Regions from separate parts of the Homo sapiens genome. Here region 1 is linked to region 2. A link is an interaction called in ENCODE POLR2A ChIA-PET data of the cell type or tissue named here. Cell type or tissue: endothelial cell of umbilical vein. All regions are shown on one strand. Links, peaks and the distances in the headings refer to the core of each region. The heading gives the core; the rest is flanking DNA.

Evidence for each region. ChIA-PET counts read pairs that join two places held together with the same protein. Peaks named below come from ENCODE experiments on the same cell type or tissue, not always from the same donor. Only the 100,000 strongest peaks of a DNase experiment are listed, where the experiment ranks them.
Region 1: POLR2A ChIA-PET joins it to region 2 with 8 read pairs; 2 of 35 experiments call an interaction of 5 or more read pairs at or near these places.

The regions. Positions count from the first base shown.
Region 1 is chr11:28,858,768-28,863,169 of GRCh38, reverse strand. No RefSeq gene overlaps it. Among named protein-coding and RNA genes, the nearest start is that of LINC02742, 41 kb to the left of the region's middle. In endothelial cell of umbilical vein, for the core only: no CTCF peak of the experiment used is centred there; a DNase peak (open chromatin) is centred at 2,099; H3K27ac peaks cover 1,305 bases.
Region 2 is chr11:28,928,804-28,933,205 of GRCh38, reverse strand. All of the region lies in intron 1 of LINC02742 (long intergenic non-protein coding RNA 2742), which reads right to left. The region is part of intron 1 of LOC105376604 (a long non-coding RNA gene); the gene reads left to right. Among named protein-coding and RNA genes, the nearest start is that of LINC02742, 29 kb to the right of the region's middle. In endothelial cell of umbilical vein, for the core only: no CTCF peak of the experiment used is centred there; no DNase peak of the experiment used is centred there.

The sequences.
Region 1 (4,402 bases), core at 212-4,211, 70 kb after region 2:
GCCATGGTACTCCAGCCTGGACGCCAGAAGGTAACCAATCAGTAATAAAAGGTCTGTTGAGCTACTAGTCAAAGGAGGCTAGAAGACTGAAGTAATTAAGGCTTCATTGTGAACTTCTGACTGGAAGTAGGTCTTGAAAGATGAATAGGTATAGCTAAGGATTTAGGAGAATGGCAAGGAATCAGGGCCGGGGTGTAGCCTGAAGGACAGCATGGAGGTAACAATGGACACTGCATTCATCAGATAGGGAGACATGCTTTTATGGGACAGATACTTACTATTAAGCAGAATCAAGGATGAAAGTAGATGTAGCCTATTACAGGAGGCCCATGGAAACCAAGCTAAGGTGTTTTGTTCTTGAAGATCATGTTCATGAAAGAGACATGCAGCAATATTTGGCTTGAAACAAAGTCAAGACTGCTATCTGATAGCAAATTCCTATGTGAAATACTAATGTCATTAAATTATAATTTTATCCAAAATAATTTTTCAGAGATGGATTCAGCCACAATACTAAAATTTTATATTAATAATGTATAAAGATTTTGTCATTCATTCATTCCTCTGTTGTTTCGTTTGTTTTAAATGCATCAATGCTCTAGAAAAAGTACTATAGGTGACAGGTATATTATCTATACTAAAGATTATAAAACAATGAGTAAAACTGGGCTGTGTCCTCAAGGATCCCACAGTCCAATGAGAGTAATTAAACTGGCCTTAATTATTATTCAATATAGAGAATGAGCAGTGCCATAAAAGACACATTGATAAAATACAACAGGAGTTCAGAAGTGGGAGAGGACACGTCTGTCTGCGAAGATCAGGAAAGACGGTGAGTTACACTTAGACTTAGCTTTGAGAGATACTTGAAAATAGCAGCTGAGGCATTCCAGGGTGAGAGACCATGAATGGACATAGGAAACTGCTACCCAACAGTTCAGCAAATCTTTCCAGAACACATAAGGCAATGTAACACTTCCCTTAGCAAGTTAAATATATATATATGAAAAAAGAGAATCTATGACCAAGTAAGTTCAGAAAAACTTAAACAAAATGGATCCAATTCCATTATTAAAAGACTTCTTAAAGATTTTAATATGCTAATTTGCATAATAAATCTTAACACATTAATAAGCTAATTTTACTATGGAATCCACCTCCTCAGCACATTTAAAAAGATTAATATTCAATGAAGATACATTGTAAAATGCTTGGTTAGAGCATAGAGCAGAGAATGCTTAGAGGGATCTGATGACAGAGAACTTAGAGAGCCAAGCTAATGAATTCTGGCCTTTATTCGGCAGATTTCAGAAAAACAAATCAGCAAGGGAAGCCAATGTTTGCCTCTGTAAATTGATTCATTATAGAGTGTATTCGAAACATAGCATTGGTCAATTGGGAGTCATTCTTATTCTAAAGCTTACTAGCCAGAGGAAAATTGAAAGGAATTTGCCAATATGCCCATGGTAATATTCAAATGATCATGAGCCAACATTTTAAATGTGGGTGGGATAACAGCATGTTTAAGAGGGTACAAACAGGAGGATAAGCCTGGAGACCTTACTGAACAGAATGTTTTTATGCCTCTATGTCCCCAGCTATTTTATTTCTACATTTATGTCATATTGACCTAAAAAATAAATATGATAATACAGTGAATAGGAAAGAATTTTCAGTCCTGTAGCTAAAATATGCTCTATAGAAATCCAGCTTATTGGTGCATATCCGTGTTTATTATTATTTTCCTACTTTATCACTGAGTTGTCTAGGAAAGCAGAAAAAAATGGATTTTGGTCTTTGATATTCCTACCAAGCTACAAGGAATTATCAAGCCTGAAAGCCAAAGCCAATCATATCAGGCTTTAAGAATTCTTTAAGAAAAGGGACCAAATATTTGCAAAGATGCTTGAGCTCCTTAAAACAAAGATGCAACACGCTTAGCTCACATTTCAAAAAGTAGAAAATTAAATTGATTTAAAGAGGAATTTTCTCCCCAGGAGAATCTATTTACGCAGCCTCTGCTTTCATTGCTCTTACACTCCATGAGTCATCAGGAAGTAACACAAAGTCACACAAGAACACAGAGTCCTCCTGGGATTTTGAAACAAATGGATTTGAAACTGCACAGTTGATCCTACCCAGAGGATGATATATACAGGAATTCAGCATAAGGAGAGCTTGATCAGTGCAATTAAATGTAAGCATTGCACCTGTGGAATCTGGAACAGAATGTAGCACTGTGATTTATGAGGCCAGAGTGGATGGATTTCATTAATTCATAGCCTTACTATCTTGCATATTTGCCATGTAGTAAATATTACTACCATTTTAATGATACTTGAAAATTATCAACAAATGAAATAAGAAGCATATTTTTCAACTTCCTATAAATTTATTGAGTGCCTACTGTGTGTCAACTACTGTGAAAGCAACTGGGAATACAAAAGTGAATGAGAATCAGTCTGGGTTCTTTAAAAGACAACTAAAAGTCAGTGTGATAAGTAGTAAGCTATGGGCAAGCACAAGGGCCTATATGGGCATGTTGGAAATAGACTGTACCTTCAGTGTTGGGAAGAGATGAAATAATTCTAAGCAAGTTACAGAGGACTGGACAGATTTGGCTAGGCATAGCTGGGAGCAGACCTGGGAGGTAGAAAGAGCCAAGGTTCCTGACCCAGATAAGGGTAGGACTGATTTTAATTTTGATAATATAGTATTCTGTGAAGCCAAGGACTTATGTAAAGCTTATGCAGAGCTCAGAAAAAGTTTTGCCTGTCATATTAGAAAATATGGAATCTATCCTGAGAAACATGAAAGATACTAAACTGTTTTTAAGCAATGTAAAGAAAATATATATGGAGATAATAATCATTTATCTGTTTGGGCCCAACTGGCATCCATTTCTCCTTTCTACCTGCACTCCCATTTCTTCTTGGGAATGCCTTCTTACCTCATCTCAATGTTAGTGAGATTATAATTCCAGTGCTTCTGTCTTCAAAAATTGAAAAAGTCTTTGGGGGCTCCAATAACCACATCCTTTTAGTATTTTATGGATATCACTCTAAACAAAATAAACACCTAAGATCGGCCAATCAAAGGGAGGAAAACACTTTTTCACTTTTTTTTTTCCATTTCCAGCACATAGCCAAATTTATTGAGAAAGTCCTACTGGTTTTCTTTAGAATTCCCTTCTATCTTTAAACTTCCATGCATCTTTCCAATTCTTTTTACTGTATCACTTTTTGCTTTAGGTAACTAGAGATGGTTTCTCTTGCTTGCAACTGAGAAACTCTAATTAACATAAGCAATTAGCTTGATCTCTGAAGAATGACTTGAAGAAATACAAAAGTGAAGGCATGAAAACCAGTTAAAAGGAAACTGTAGGAATCTAGTACAAGAGATAATAGGGTACAAAAATAATGTAGAGGGTAGAGGGTTTGAATGAAGTGAATGCAAATAAAATATATTAAGGAGTAGTATTGACAGGACTTTGTAATTAATTAAATGTGAAAAGTGAGGGAGAAAGAAGACTCATTTCACCCAGGTTCCTGGCCTGAGCAACTGAATATGTGATACTGCCATCCACTGAGACAGGAAACACAAAAACTGGTACACAGTTAAGGACAAAGATGAGGAGTTTGTGTTTAGACATATCCAGTGAGGCATACATGTTGAAATAGCCCATCAATTATTAACTATTCTAGAGCACAGGGAGACCTTAGTAGGACATAGAAATATGGGCATTATACAATGTTAAGAAAGAATTAAATAAAACAGATGCATCACAAACCTAGTGCCTAAAGTGAAGAGAACACAGTTAAGGATGAATAGAATCTGGATTTAAGGAAAAAGCAGAGAAAGAAAATCCACAAAGGAAAGCTGAGAAAAAAAAAACAACCATAAAGATAGGCAGGTAGAAAAAAAAAAAAAAGTTGGTAATGGAAATCAAGTAACAAGAGGAGCAATTGGCCAAGAGAGATTTAGACTTATTGACTTTAATAAACAAGAGATTATTAGTGACTCCATCAGATAGCTATCCATACACAAATGCAACATGACAAACAACCCTCAAAATCAGCGGTTTAAAACAATAATCCTGACACCTCCCCAGAATTACATTCTGCTATGCTTCTTGTACAGCCTGCAGAACTGTGAGTCAATTAAATCTTTTATTATAAATTATCCAGTCTCAGGTATTTCTTTATAACAGGGCAAGAACAGCATAATACAGAAAAGTGGGCCAGATACAGTGGCTCATGCCTGTAATTTCAGCACTTTTGGAAGCCAAGGAATGTAGATTGCTTGAGCTCAGGAGTTTGAGACCAGCCTGGGCAACATGGCAAAACCCCATTTCAAAAAAAAAAAAGACAAAAATTAACAGAATGTAGTGGTGTGCACCTGT
Region 2 (4,402 bases), core at 266-4,265:
TAAATTCCAAGTTCAGGAGGTGGCTAAAATGCGGGAATGTGGGAAGGACAGCAGGAGGTGAAATTGATGAGAGAGGTTGGAACAGATTTCAGAAGGCCATGGATAGAGTACTCTCCACAGAGGTTGTAAGGAAGGAGAGTGACAGGGTGTGTTTTTAAGGTAATGTCCTTGGGTGGCACTGTGTGAATTGGACTGGAAGGAGGGAGACTGATCAGAAGGTTTTCAGATATTCCAAACAAGGCATAGATACAAAGCTAGGGAACAAGGTAGTGTCAATGGGGATGAAGGAGTACTTGGCAGGGATGAATAAGTAAAATATATTTTAAAGGCTCTAATGAGTGATTTGAAAGGGAAAAGGAGTAATAATCTGAAACCAAACAAACAACAAGAGCTAGCATCCAGGGATTAAAGTCAGCAGTGAAGCCATGATATACCCTGGGGACACTCACAGAGACTATGTAATTGAAGCTTCATAACACTTTAACAGGTAGAGAACTGACTAGCTTCCACTAGGAATTAACAATGATTAAGGAAGGTCTGCAACCTCTCAGAAGGAAAGAACTAGTGCAAAAGAAAAGACATAAATAAAAAGATTATTCATCTTCTCTAAGGTTCTTGATCAAAAAGCCAAATTGTGGTTTTGAACTTGTGTCTACTAGTTGTGTCTACAAGTTGTGGTTCTTGAATTTTTATCTATTAACTAGTCTGCAATTGAATTTAGAGGCTAGCTTTACATTAGTTATGTGCTTTCCAAAACCAAAGACCTGGGTTTTTAATTTAATGTAGTACCTCAGATGCTAGACAGAAGCAAATAAACTGTCTATCCTGAAAGAATGCTTCTTATACCCAAACCTAAAGGACAAGAAGGCACAGAATCACAGTAAATATGACCTCAAAATAAATACACCCAAACATATATATACACACTAACAATGCACAAGGAAATAAGCGCCATGAGAAGTTGCCAGAGGAAATATCAAGAGAATCAGCATGGAATGTTAAATAAAATACAAAGAAAAAAGTATAAGAATAGAAATGATTGGAAAATAAACATATAATTGAGAAGAATAAAAATGTGAAAAGTTGATGTTATAAAAAGACAAAAAAATTGGAAATCATCATTCCCAGTAAACTATCACAAGGACAAAAAACCAAACACCGCATGTTCTCACTCATAGGTGGAAATTGAACAATGAGAACACAGGGACACAGGAAGGGGAACATCACACTCTGGGGACTGTTGTGGGGTGGGGAGAGGGGGGAGGGATAGCATCAGGAGATATACCTAATGCTAAATGATGAGTTAATGGGTGCAGCACACCAGCATGGCATATGTATACATATGTAACTAACCTGCACATTGTGCACATGCACCCTAAAACTTAAAGTATAATAATAATAAAATTTAAAAAAAAAGACAAAATATACAAATCTTTGGCAAGTTTGTTCAAGAAAAAGAGGGAGAAGCAACATATAAGTAAAAAGGGAAATAAATATTTAAAAAGATTAAAAATACAAGAAGAATACCATTAAAAAGAGAACACTGCCAGTCTGAGTGGCTCACACCTGGAGTCCCAGCACTTTGGGAGACTGAGGCAGGAGGATTGCTTGAGCCCAGGGGTTTGAGACCAGCCTGGGGAACAGAGCAAGACCTCGTCTCTGCAAAATATAAAAAATAAAATAATTTGCCATGCATGGTGGCATGCACCCACTGAGGTGGGAAGATTGCTTGAGCCCAGGAGGTCCAGGCTGCAGTGAGCTATGATTGCCACACTGCACTCTAGATCCAGCAACAGAATGGAAAAAAAGAAAAGAGAGAGAGAGATAATATCATAAACCATCATATGTCAGCACATTTGAACATTTACATGAAATAGACAAATTCTTAGGAAAATATGATTTACAGAACTGACTCAAGAAGAAACAGAAAGTATGTAGTCCTATAATTATTCATAAAATTTGACAGAGCAGGAGCACTGTCATCTTGGACAAACATCACCACTTTAAGTTCCAGCTCCCTTTCTAGCCTCATGCATTTCAAGGAAACCACTTCTCTTCTAACTACAAGCATCCAGAAAGGGCAGACAGTAAAATACGGATAAGACAACTCAAACACAGAGGGAGATGGGGGAAAAGTCTCTTGGGTAACCGCCAAACTTCCTCATACAATGGGCCCAAGTAAAACAGTCGGCCTTAATAAGGACATTCTTTTCCCTTCAGGTGCACTAAAATAGAAAAGCTAAAAGCAGACTTAGGGGGTATGCCTTCAGCTGAAAAAAAAAAAAAATCTAGGAAAGAAACATACAACTCTCCCTCCCAAATTAGCACAGAAAAACAAAAACAAAAACAAAACAACAAAAAAAAAAAAACAGAGGCAGCCCAAGCCTCTAATAAACTCTCCCACCCTAAATCCTTAAAAACTATTAGTCTGTAAAAGAGTGGGCCTCTAACCTAACTCAGCCAGAAGCTCCCCTCATGTTTGTTTTCTCTAAAATAAACTGTCTTAACTGGCAAGCCACCTTTCATGTTTCTTTCCTTTCTTTAATTCTTACAAAATTGAAGCTATAGTTGAAAATACACACAAATATACACGTATACAGAATCTGAGATCTTTCACTAGAAACTGCTAGCAAACAATTACTACGTAATTCCAATCCTTTCCAAATTTTTCTATAACTCGGTGGGGAAAAAGGACACTCCCCAGTTTACCCTGTGAAGATGATATATGTTTGATACAAACCAAAAAAGAGCTGTGTAAAAGGAAAAAAGAAAAGAAAATTATCGAGCAATCACTCTCATAAATGTAATTGTAAATAATGAATATTAGGAAGCAAAATTTAACAATATATATAAAGACGATATTTCAGGATCAATTGGAACTATCTCATTGGCAAGTATGCTTTCACTTTTTGAAAAAATCTATAAGTATACTCTAATTTATTAACTGATTAAGAAGAATAAAGGATACTGTTTTCAAAAGAGATGACATGAGGCTTTAAATAAAATACCACATACCACATGTATTATAATAAAAAGCTTTTAACAAACCAGTAGTTAACCCATAGATCTACTGAAATACTTATAAGAATTAATATAGGTAAAAGCCTTATAACAGTGGTTGACACGAAGCATACTTATAAGCAGACACAACATTAAAGACCTGGTCAAGGGTACCTGAAGAATTCTAAAGCAAAATAATGCTGATTGCTTAAAAAACAAAATAAAACAAGAACAGAAAAAAAATTAGAAACTATTTAAAGATGCAGCTCAAAACAAAACGGCCACATTTCACTTCTTTCATTTAACATTGTACTATACAGGTATTAAATACCACTTTAAAAAAGCAAAAATTAAAGCCGAATATATTAAAAGTCCAAAAGAATCAGAGTGGCAGCTATTCACAGATTTCATGTACTTAGAAACTTCAAAAATAATCCAGAATTATTAATAATAAGGGAATTTAGCAAAGTTTGTGGTCATAAGGTCATTTCCCCAAAGTCAATTATATTTTTATATTAGAGCAAAATAATTAGAATATAATTTTATAAAATGCAAAAAATACATATGAATGAATATAACAAAACAATAAGAACATATTAATGAATCTAACAAATAGTATGCAAGATCTTTATGAAGACAATTCTAAAACTTTAGAGCAATAACAATAAAGAATAACAGAATAAACAGACTAATTATTTCCTTAGTTGGGTTGACTAAATAAAACATATCAATTTTTCCTAAAATGATGTATAGATTAAATGGAGTTCCAATAAAAATTTTAATAAATTTTTTCATGAACATTGAAAAGGTGACCAATTATTTTATAGAAATGCTGTCAAATTCAATAGTAATTGGCAAAATTTAAAAATTCTGACAACATCACAGGCAACAAAGTTATGAAACTATGGGAATGCTCACAAACTGTTGATAGAAATATAAATTGGTAAACCTAATTAGGTATTTTCTTGTAGTGTTGAATGTTTACATGTGTTATCACTCAGCCATTCTTCTGTAAAGAGGCTTATACATAGAAAGAAAACTTGCACATGGAAATAGGTACAAAAAAAATCATAAAAGCATTATTCATCAAAAATAAAAAAGAACACAAAACCAAAACAAAAATGGCCCCAAAAAACAATAGTTTAAGACGCTTTGACAGAATAAACCAATTGTGGAAAAAACTCATTCATTGCTCACTCTATATGGAACCTTTGCACAAAATCCAAGAAGAGTTCTCCCCCTGGGTCGATGATTACAAAAGGTATCCCTCCACTGGACTGACACTTGGAGTTTGTAAGCAGTAGCTTGGACTTGATTTCAGTCTCTACTTAAGCTGACACTCTCTGCCTAACAGTCTTATACATTCATATGATAGAATTTCCTGCACAAAGTGAAACAAACT